2 separate regions of the Mus musculus genome follow, and region 1 is linked to region 2. A link is a loop called in an ENCODE intact Hi-C map of the cell type or tissue named here. Cell type or tissue: heart. All regions are shown on one strand. Links, peaks and the distances in the headings refer to the core of each region. The heading gives the core; the rest is flanking DNA. Region 1 holds the start of Clybl (citrate lyase beta like). Region 2 holds the start of Zic2 (zinc finger protein of the cerebellum 2).

Region 1 (5,366 bases), core at 231-5,230, 290 kb after region 2:
GAACTTGCTGAGAAGGGCTGAACCCCACAGCCTAGCAGCCCCCAACACTCAAGTCACTCAGGAGAGTCCATTGGTTTAGGGTTGTGTTCCAGGAAACAGGGACAGAAACCAAATAAACATTCTTACTGTATCACAGTATCGAGCACAACACAATTAAGAAATCGGCAAAATAGTTGGGGCATATGTACGATGAATATACTAGATGGCAAATCACCATTTGGAAGGTAGCACAAAAGCCTGACCTCAATGACACACCACCTCCAAGAAGGCCACACCTCCTAATCTTCTCCAAACAGTTCCACTACCCGGGGACCAAACGTTCAACTATATCAGCCTCTGGGGGCCACTCTCATCCAAACCACCACAGCATCATCTAAGGGGATTTCAGGTTCAAACAAATCGAAAACAAGATACCACAGCCGCATACCGGTTAGAATTGTTGAATGTTCTTTAACCAGCAATGACAGACGATGAGTCAGCAGAGTAACACACTCGTTCACAGATAAGACGGTGCAGCTACTGTGACGTCTTCTCATAAAGCTAAGCACAGCCTTCTGAGACAATTCAACAGTCACATTCCTCAGTAATTATGTCTACACACAAACGCATGTGAAGACTTCTGCACAGTCAACAAAAACTGGACGCAGCTAAAATATCCTTCAACAGCGAACTGTCTAAACCAACTGTGGTATAGCTACACAATGGGATACTACTTGGCAATACAAAGAACTGAGCTATTAAGTCATGAGAGACATGAAGGAATTGTATATGCCTATTGTTAAAGAACCCAATCTAAAAAGACTATACACCGTATGGCTCAAATTCTTTGACACTCTAAATGAGATGGATCAGCAATAAAACTATATGTTACGTAGGCCTGACAACCTGACTTTCATCCCTGGAGCCCAGGGTGGAAGAAAATCAACTCCTGAAAATGATCCTCTGACCGCCACACATAAACTGCAGTATGTTCGTGCTAACATTCATACACACACACACACACACACTAAATAAAGTAAATGTAAAAACTAAATCGTCTGTTGGGTAGAGGGTACCTGGAAAGAATGCAGACCAAGAAAAGCACCAATTGTATACAAAAGGGCTTTGAAGAAAGAAAAGGGTGCTGACCTAAGCAACTCTAGGAATAAATGGAGCCCATGAGGCTGGAGGGAGTCTAAGCACTGTCTTCTAGTGGGTGGACATCTTCCCAATGGGTGTGGGCTAATAAATCATATGCTTGCTAGGACTGAACAATTAAGTGCCTGCGTGGTAGACAGCAGGAGCTTCCTTACAGTTGGGCCGGTGCTTTACTGACAAGCCTCAGGAAGAAGTTAGACTGCTCCCTGAGTGATGTGTTAGACCTGGAAGCGTCCTAAGGACTCATGTGTAGCTTGAGAAATAGCTACAGATGGTTCTATGTAGCAACTTTGATAGGTGTGTGTGTTCCCATCTATATTTCTTGGCTCTGTCAAGTGAGTTATGCTCCCTTCCTTGAAAGCGGAGTAATTCATATACATCCAGCATGGCCACAGAGAACTGCATGAATAACATGACAGTCTAGAGCTCAGGGCAAACGCTGGTGGGTCAGAAACAGGGATCAGGATTTCTGGTCTTGAATGGCCCCTGCGTGCTCAGCAATGGTTCAGACACTCTGAAAATAAGCAAGGAGCCTCCAGAAGTAGCCTACTGGTCCCAGACAGCACTTACATCCTCTGGTGGGTTTACTAGGACCACACTAGCACAATTGGCTCACTAAAGCCAAGTACCTGCCCTTGATAGAGATGATGCATGGTATGGGGGGCAGGGTGGTGGTGATAAAAAGGAGTTTACACTAAGCTCCAAGCCTATTAGAAGTGGTGACTGTGTGCGGTCAGGACTGGTCCTTTCACACTTCAGAAACGGAATCTCTGGGCTGGCCCAGGACCCCTCCCTTACCACCACTCAGGTTCCAGGAGTGATTTTCCTCCAGCCAGGGTGCAAGGCCACAGATGAGAAAATGAGGTGCCTAAGACCATATGGGTCCTGTCATGGGTCTGGGGTAAATCATGAAGCACAACACAAAAGATGTAAAAAACGCTAAACTGTGAACTCTGGCTCCATCGCTCCGTGGGACTTTGAGACAGTCTCTGATCCTGTTTCCTCACAATAGGCAAGACACCTTAAAGGAGAACTCAGGACACGTGCAGTTAACAGATAGGCAAGTGTCATGAGGGAGGGTCACTGTTTGTGACAATCTACAGTTCCTTTACCAACTAGTATTGCTATGTAGGCCAGGCTGGCCTCAAACTTGCTATGTAGATTAAGTGTAGCCTTTAACCTGCGTCCTCCTGCCTCCACTCCCCAAGTCATGGAATTCTTTTCAAATATCTACTCCAAAGCTGATGACGTAAGACTTAAAGTCTCTTGTTAAACCAAAGAAAACTTCAAAATATATGCTCTTTTCACCTAAAAAAAATTCAGTGTTTTTCATGAGCAGATTTTGGCAAAAGCTTTTTGGAACCCTCAGTCATTCTTGGTTGGGTAAGTGGGTCCAGAGAACAACATTTGGGAACCACTGTGCTTCACATAGGTGGGGTGAGCGTCTCAGCTACTCCAGAGCGCCCCTAAGTTAGCGCGGTACATGCCAGATGCTGACAGCCCTGCCAACCCAGTAACGTTTGTACCCATTGCCCGGGTCCACGCAAAGCCCTCCCACTGGGAGGCAGCAGCCGCAGCGACCTTGGCAGAGGTCAAGGACCGGAGGCACAGAGGTATCGGGCTAGAGTGCCCATGCAGGCTCCAGAGACCACTCTGGCTACCGCCTTCGCCGCGTGGCGGGGACAGAGAACCTGAACTCACAGCCTGGGCAGCGCCGCCGCTCCACGAACCGTGTTCCGCAGCACGCACAACGCCATCTTCCCGACTGGCCCGCCTACGCCCCGCCCTCGCCCCGCCTAGCTGGATTCGGCCACGCCCGCCCTACCAGGCTTAGCCCGGCCCCCCGCTTGCCACAGCCCAGGCCAGTCCAGCCAGACTCAGCCCCACCTTGCTTCTGCTGGCGAGGCCCCATGCAACGCTTCTCTTTCCAAAACCACGCCCGCCCTCGTTAGCCACTCCAATCCTCTGCGAGCCCTGCGCGGCTCTGCGCGGAGGCTTTGGTGACCCAATGCTCCGCCCGCTTCTGAAACGAGTTAGAGAAACTTGGGTTTTCTCTGGCAGAGAAGATTTAGGTTTCCGAGGGGCTTTTTTGCTGTTTTTATTATCAACGTGCCCCTAACACAGTCGGTGAGCCTGCGATGGTGCATAAGCTAAAAGTGGTCAAAGCAAATGGGCTCTACCTGAAAAGGTGCAGGCTTGGGACCCACACAGGCCCCTTCCCAATGCCTGCGGGTCTCCGGAAACTGAGAGAAGCTGCCATCGGTCGTCTTTCCTAATCCAGTGGTGCCCTACCTAGTGTCTGGTCCTTTCCACTCTCCACCCTCCACCATTCCTCTGTCTTCTACCTCTGCAGTTTTGATTTTGGTGGTCACTACGTTCCGTTTGTTCTGAATTGACACTCAAAGTCGTTGTCGGAAGCTGGATTAAAAAATAGACCCCAGACGGGCGTGGTGGCTCACGCCTTTAATCCCAGCACTTGGGAGGCAGGAGAATTTCTGCGTTCGAAGCCAGCCTGGTCTACAGAGTGAGTTCCAGGACAGCCAGGGCTACACAGAGAAACCCTGTCCCGAAAAACAAAAACAAAAGACCCCAGAAGTCCTTTGTAGCCAGAGTGGCAGCACAGATGCCGAATATCTGCAAGACTGAGTTATCGCTTAGTTTATGATACCAACAGGGCAGACTGTTCAAACCCTCTGTGAGGCCCCCTCACACCCACCCGGACCTCTCCTGCCTGCACCCAGTGAGGACCATCCCACTTTCCTGTCTCCACTGCGGGCCCCAGTCTGTTCCGCCAAAATGGAGCCTGAGACAAAGCAGTATCAGGAACACCCATTCCATCTCTAATTTACACATCTATATCTTGTACTAAGAGACTGAGCAGGCAAGCTTTGTCTGTCTCCAGATACTAGATCACACTCTTTGTCCTGTTACACTTCTCTATGGCCATCCATCCACCAGTAAAAACACAGGTCTGGGGGTTTGAGTTTTTAAAACTTTTGTTGTTGTTGTTGTTGTTGTTGTTGTTTGAGACAGGGTTTCTCTGTATAGCCCTGGCTGTCCTGGAACTCACTGTGTAGACCAGGCTGGCCTTGAACTCAGAAATCTGCCTGCCTCTGCCTCCCAAGTACTTGGATTAAAGGTGTGTGCCACCACCGCCCGGCCTTGAGTTTTTATTTATCAATAAAAGTCACGTAAGGCGTCAGTTACATGCACAAAAGAGTTATTGCAAGTTTTGCACCTGAGGGGGTCAGAGGGATTGAGGGGAGGTAGTGGGGGAAGACGGGTTGGGAGGGTGAAAGACTTCAGGGCAAAGTAGAGCAGGCATAAAACTTCAGGGATCTGAGAACCTCCTGGGCCCAGGTTTAAGTGGCCTAAATGCCTTTTTTAATAATATACTCGGGAGTAGAATTTAGGGCCTCAGCCAGGCAGGCAGGAGCTCTATCTACCACTGAGCTACACCCTGGCCCTAAGTGGCTGAAATCTTGGCATTGTTTCACAAATACATTTGTCCTAGATAGAAGTGAGTTATATTTTCACCACATGGCCTTGTAATTATCGTGAAAACTCAATTAACCTTCATTGTTTGTCTTATACTATCTAGCTTTGTATTGGTTCTACAGAACACCTCCTAGGATTCGCCCGCTGAAAATATCTGATCAACCTCACTGTTTGCTGTAACATTTAAATAACTTTCCAGTGGGAAAGGGCAGACCCATTAGGAAAATGAAGCCCTTTATTCTCTGGTTAGGAACCCCAAAGGCTCTTTATCACAATCCATTCTTTCCTTCCTTTTGCTGTCTGGCCGGATGTAGGGTTTTCTCACCAAAGTTGAGTCTCAAAGGCTGAGCGGGCCGGTGTCACTGGTTTCAAACTTCAGAATGGCGCACTTAGAAAGAAGCCTATTAGAAGTTCTGTGGAATGGTTTTTAAGCAGTGGCACAGATAGAACTTGGCTCTGAGATCATTGCTGCCTCCTGCTGCTAAGATACAAAACCCTCCCAGCCGCGCTCCCGGCCAGCGCTGCCTTTGATAAGGGTGATGGCTGCGTCTGGCTCCTTGGGGAGAAAGGAAGAGACGTCTCTCAGATTTAGGCCAAATGCAGAATATCTAATGGCCACATCGCGAGCCGGCCGGGCCTTAGCTCCCACTCTTTAAGTCGAGGAAGTTAGACTACATAACCTTTAAAATACCCTTCTGCTCCGGAAGGCCTGACGTCTGATTTTCTGACTG
Region 2 (5,366 bases), core at 315-5,314:
TTCTAACGACTTTAGGGGTGCCCCTGGCCCTGTTCGCCTTTTTGCAGAGCTTTTTGGATTCCCAGCTCCCTAACAAGTTGGTCTAGCTATCGAGAAGCTGTTATTTTGACAAAATATTTGGGGCATTATCAAAATCACACAGGCGGCTGGGCTGCTGTCGTTTCCTCTTTGGAGCCAGTAGGCAATCATATTTGGAGATGCTGTGAGCTGTTTGGAGACTGGGATATGGAGATTGATTGAGCCAGTACTTATCATCCAAAAACTCTGCAAATTGAGTTAATCATAATCCTAGTATAATCGCCAGTCTTTTTTTTTTTTTAATGGGGGGTGGAGGAAATAAACATGAGAGATAAGGTAGTCTTTTAATGATTGTACCTCTCAGCAAATGGGTTAGGGGTTGGAGTCAGGAAAACCTTTCAAATTTTCCCTGTTTAATTTTCTGGAGGTTCCTACATCCTGTTGCCAGGATTCCAAATGCTTGGAGTCATTTAGAGGTGTGAGAACTCAAACGTCGTTCCACTTGGAAAGGGAACCAGTTAACGTTAAATTCCATTAGCACCTAAACTGTTTTTTAAAGACAACCGCTCAGACACAGGGCATTTCATGCAAATAAATTTCTCAAATTTTAAACCTTGTTAAAAGCTTGTCTCGCACCTCGCCTCCCTCCCTTCCCAAAAGAGAACAATAGGCCGCTGGCTCATCCCGACTTCGGAGTAAATATTGACGAGGGAAGTTGCTAAAACATTTGGCTTTCTTTTAGCAAATCGTCTTTTGCGATTTTGGCTGAGACCTGGTCGAAGATGAATAATCTGAGGCGAGAGGCTCGTTCTTTTGCGTCTCCTCTCACGATAGCCCCGCGGGGCGGTACTGCCTGGGGCTCTGGTTAGCCCAGGCGAGGGTCGAAGTTGGTAATCACAAACCCTCTGGTGCCCATTAGAGAATCTCACAAACTGCTGACAAACCACCGTCAGTCCCCTGCGACCCACCCCAAAATGGGCTTTAAAAACACTTTTTAAATGAGAACCTCTTTACAGCTTCGGCTCACACCAGATTCATTTAATGGGAAACAGTCCTGAGAAGGACGTTTGGACCCTGTGTAAAAAAAAAAAAAAAATGGGGGAAACACGAGCCTCTGAAAAATAGATAATCCACTCGGGGCAGAAAAGCTCAGTCAGACAAGCTGGCAAAATCCTTGCTATGCTCGCTTCCCGGACATCGAGCTAGAGCCGAATTGTTTTATTTTGTGCGCTCTATTTAGAACGGAAATATTGAGCAGGACGGGCGGGTGGGGGGTGGCAATCGCATCACTCCAAGCATATATTTGGTATTACGCTGATCGTTTAAAAGTTCAATTTCCGCACATGGAAAAATCCCAGTCTAATAATACTCTTACCATCCTCCAACAAAAACAAGCCCTGGCTGTCCTGCGCTCTCCCATTCCAGGTCCCTGGCTGATGGTCATTCCCCAACGCGTACGAACACACACACACACACACACACACACACACACACACGCTCAGTCTGTGCATTTATTTCTCCTCGAGGTGCCTCTTCCCACTGCTGACCCACGATTACCTGTATGAGTTCTTTTGTGGATCTTGAGGTTCTCGGAGCGTGCGAAGACCTTGCCACAGCCCGGGAAAGGACAGGGGAAGGGCTTCTCGCCAGTGTGCACGCGGATGTGGTTGACCAGTTTGTATTTGGCCTTAAAGGGTTTGCCCTCGCGTGGACACTCCTCCCAGAAGCAGACGTGGTTGCTCTGTTCCGGGCCGCCGACGTGCTCCACAGAGACGTGGGTCACCAGCTCGTGCATGGTGCTGAAAGTTTTGTTGCAGCTTTTCTTGGGATTGCTTAGCTGCTCCGGGTCGATCCACTTGCAGATGAGCTCTTGCTTGATGCACTGCTGCCGCATGTAGCGGAAAAAGGCACCAGGGTGGTGGTGGTGATGGTGGTGGTGGGCTGCGGCCGCTGCCATGTTCATCCCCATGTTCATATTCATAGGGCCGTACTGGTTGTGGAGCTGCGCCGCCGAGTAGGGGTCGGTCCGCGGGCTGGCCACTTGGCGGTATTGCTCCGAGCGCCCGAACACCTCGCCCGGCAGCCCTAGGCGCATTTGCCCATTGAGCACGTTCTGCGAGGCGTGCGGCCCGTGCTGCTCCGGGAGGCCAGGGAAAAGAAGGTGGCCCTGCGCGTCCGAGTGCGCGTGGTGAAGGCCGCCGGCGCCGGGTCCGAAGAGCCCGTGCTGCCCGCCTCCCGGCGCCGAGTCCCCGAAGCCCCGGCTGCGGAACAGGAAGTCCCGGGTGGAATTAAAGGGAGGCCCCGAATAGGAGCCAACGTGTGCGGCGTGGGGCCCTAGAGCCGCGGCCGCAGCGGCTGCAGCAGCCGAACCCGGGTAAGCACCCGGACCTTGCGACGTGAACGCCGAACTCTGACCAGGAGACAGTTCGTGTGCCCCGGGGTTGAGCTTGAAGGCGCCCATGTGCGCCGCGGCCGAGTCCACGAAGCCGTTCTGAGCTGCCGCCAGGCTCAGCTCGCGGTCCTGCATCTCGGCCGCCGCAGCCGCCGCTGCCGCGGCCGAGTGGTGGTGGTGGCGCGCGAAGCTGCCCACCCCGATGGCCGGGAACTGCGGCCCCGCGTCCAGAAGCATGGCCAGCGCGCCCGGCCGCCCCGCCGGCGCCGGTGAACCCCGCCGCCTGGATTTCCTCTTCGGATCGGCGAGGCGCGTCCTCTGGACGCCCGGCTCCGTGAACCGGCGGTGGAAATACTGGCGACTGCAGTCTCGGGAGCCGGGCTGGTGCGCCCGCCGCCGCCGCCTGTATCTGCCTCAGGCGGCCGGGCACCGAGCGAAGGCGCGGAGAGGAAGAGGAGGCGGCGGCGGAGGAGGCGCGGGAGGAGGAGGTGGAGGAGGAGAAGAGTCCAAAGCCAGGCGGAGAACCAAAGTGTATTAAAGGAGCTGCGGCGGGGGCGGGCGGGCAGGGCAGGGGAGGGCGGGCGGGAGGAGGGAGCGGAGGGAGGTGTGGGGAGCGGAGGAGAGGGGGGCCGCCGGAGGGCGAGCTCAGCGCCGCGGCCCCCACCCCTGCGCGCCCCCGCGCGCGCACGCACGCACGCACTCACTCGCTAGCTGCCTTGTACTGCCGGCGGACCAGGAGCCTGGCTGAGATCAGCGGCATCCGCCGAATGAAGTCAACGCGGCTGCGGGGCCACAGTGCCCTAGGGCAGTGGCTGTGCGCACACAAGCTGGCAGGGAGCGGACAGCAACAAGCTCCGCCAGCCCCAGAGCCTGGCGCACCCGCCGCTCCACCTGATCTCCGCAGGGGCGCTGGGCAGCCGGGAGGAGGAGGCTAGGCGTCGAGTCCACGGCGCTCTCGGGTGGCCGCTCCCTCCCCCGAGGCCTTGCTCACGCCGCCCAGAGCGCTGCCGGTATTGTTCGGCTTCGCGGTTGCTGCGGGGGTTTAGCCCTCTTGGCCCTCCGAGCTTGGCATTGGCGACGCCCGGAGTAGTAAACTTGCAGCGGTCACGAATTCCCCTAGATGAAGGAAACGGGCGCGTCGTCCCCTCTTTCTTTAAGTTGGGCTGGAGGAGGAGGGAGGGGGAGGAGCAGGGGAGGGGGGGACTGTGGGAGGGGAGAAGGCGAGGAGGGGGAGGGGAGCAGGGTGAGGCTAGTCTGAAAAACAATAACAACAATAAAAAAGTGTTCTCTGGTTCTCCCCCTTCCTCCAGCCGATCTGTTCTGGGCGCTAGTCCGGGAATGAGTGCTCGCATCAGCGAGGACAGAGCGAAGTCCTCGGCACAAGCAAATGCTAGGAGGCCAACACGAGTTCTTCCTCTCTCGCGGCTGCAGTGGGCAGCCTTCGCCACCGCCTCTGTTTATTTCGGTGGGCGCTGAGGCCGCAGCAGCAGCCTTTTATTTTTTTATTTTTTGTCCCCTCCTTTTCCTCTCCCCTCCCCCGCGTACCCGCCGGGTCTCCCGCCCGGGTATCCCTCCCTCCTTATCCAAGGCTCGGCCTCCTGGTCACACCGCCCCTTTAACGGGGACTCCCGCCCATCCCGCCCTCCAGAAACCGCTATTGGCCATCACGGCCTCGTCAATCCTTCGCCCAGCCCGCCCCACCTTCCCTGAGCCCCGCTTGGGTTGTGCAGCTGCAGCAGCGGCCCAACGCACCCATAGACTGGGCCTGCCAGCATGCAGGGTTTCGTTCGCGCGTCTGGCTCTGTGGCTCCCGTCACCAGCCGGCTAATTCAAGAGTTCAGCTGCGAGCCTAACGCGGTGCCAGGTCTATGGGTCTTGTCCCCTTCCGCCCGATCCTGCTCCCGTATACTTTGTCAGAGGCCACCAACTCCCCAGAGATTGCATCCACTACCAAAGTACACCGAAAAATCCGGGAACTCTAGTCCAAAGCACCCTTAGCTATAGAGTCACCAAGCCCGAGACCCTGAGGGAGCGAAGAGACTTTTCCTGACAAGGACAGGTCTTTCCCAGTCTGGACAGGCACTCTACTTTCTCCATTCTCACCTTGACCAATTTGCTTTGAGGCGTTAAAGCGTGGATGAAGGATGGTGGACACAGATAGTCAAACTTATCCCTTCTTTCCACTCCCTGGACATTCGTCTATACACCGCCCCCATCCCAGGCGGTGGTCCCCACCTGCCCCTGGGCGCACTTAGCTCACCCCTGCCCCCACCCCATCCCCACCTCCCCACCCCCCGCCCTGGCCGCTCATGTTCAGCTCAGATTACAGGAGTAAACTAGGCAGCAGACCCTGAGGGGCAGTTTAGACGTCATTTAAAGACAGTGTCTCCCTCCGGGTGGATACCTCCTGACCCGGTCCACAGCCACATTGGTTCTGGAAGTGGAATGCCCAGAATCAAGCAAGGTTTAGGCCTTAATTTGGCTGTTGCCGTATCAGAATCAGGGCCTCAGAAAAAATAAACTGTGGGGCTTACGGTAAGTGTCACTCTTTGGTGAAGCCACCGCAAAGCTTCCCAAGCGCCGCCCTCGAACCCAGGCTGGCTTCCCACTAAGAACATGGCTGTCCCACCGCCCTCAGATTGGTAAGAGGTAATGGGAAAGGGAATTGCGGGCCAAGAGTTTGGGGAAGTGTAAAGGTTCAGCCCGTGACCATCGTCTTCCTTCACCTTTCGCAGGCCTGAGAACTGCTTTTATTAATAAATCTCTGGAAACTGAGATAAAATTCGCGCAAGAGAATAACAACATACTTCGAAATTTATATTGAAATGAAATCACCAAAAACGCTGGAAGAAGACTCTTGTTGAGATTTGCTGCAATGAATATGAGCTCCTGCCTGATCAAACAACCTCTCAAACCTTAGGTGGGTCTGGCTCAACTGTTGGAGCCAACCTTTCTA

The links. Hi-C counts contacts between places; a loop is a spot of excess contacts. Peaks named below come from ENCODE experiments on the same cell type or tissue, not always from the same donor. Only the 100,000 strongest peaks of a DNase experiment are listed, where the experiment ranks them.
Region 1: it touches region 2 in a loop (2.4-fold over the local background); 1 of 42 quality-filtered maps calls a loop at or near these places.

The regions. Positions count from the first base shown.
Region 1 is chr14:122,179,254-122,184,619 of GRCm38, reverse strand. Clybl (citrate lyase beta like) reads right to left here and starts at 2,926. Exons shown (of 8, transcript NM_029556.3): 1 at 2,839-2,926. The coding sequence starts at 2,894. In heart, for the core only: a CTCF peak has its summit at 2,727; a DNase peak (open chromatin) is centred at 2,979; H3K4me3 peaks cover 1,459 bases; H3K27ac peaks cover 1,557 bases.
Region 2 is chr14:122,472,957-122,478,322 of GRCm38, reverse strand. It overlaps Zic2 (zinc finger protein of the cerebellum 2), which reads right to left and starts at 2,939. Exons shown (of 3, transcript NM_009574.3): 1 at 1,576-2,939. The coding sequence starts at 2,647. 2610035F20Rik (RIKEN cDNA 2610035F20 gene) reads left to right here and starts at 3,124. Exons shown (of 5, transcript NR_045046.1): 1 at 3,124-3,420; 2 at 3,721-3,875; 3 at 5,146-5,330. In heart, for the core only: no CTCF peak of the experiment used is centred there; no DNase peak of the experiment used is centred there; H3K4me3 peaks cover 2,734 bases; H3K27ac peaks cover 485 bases; H3K27me3 peaks cover 4,286 bases.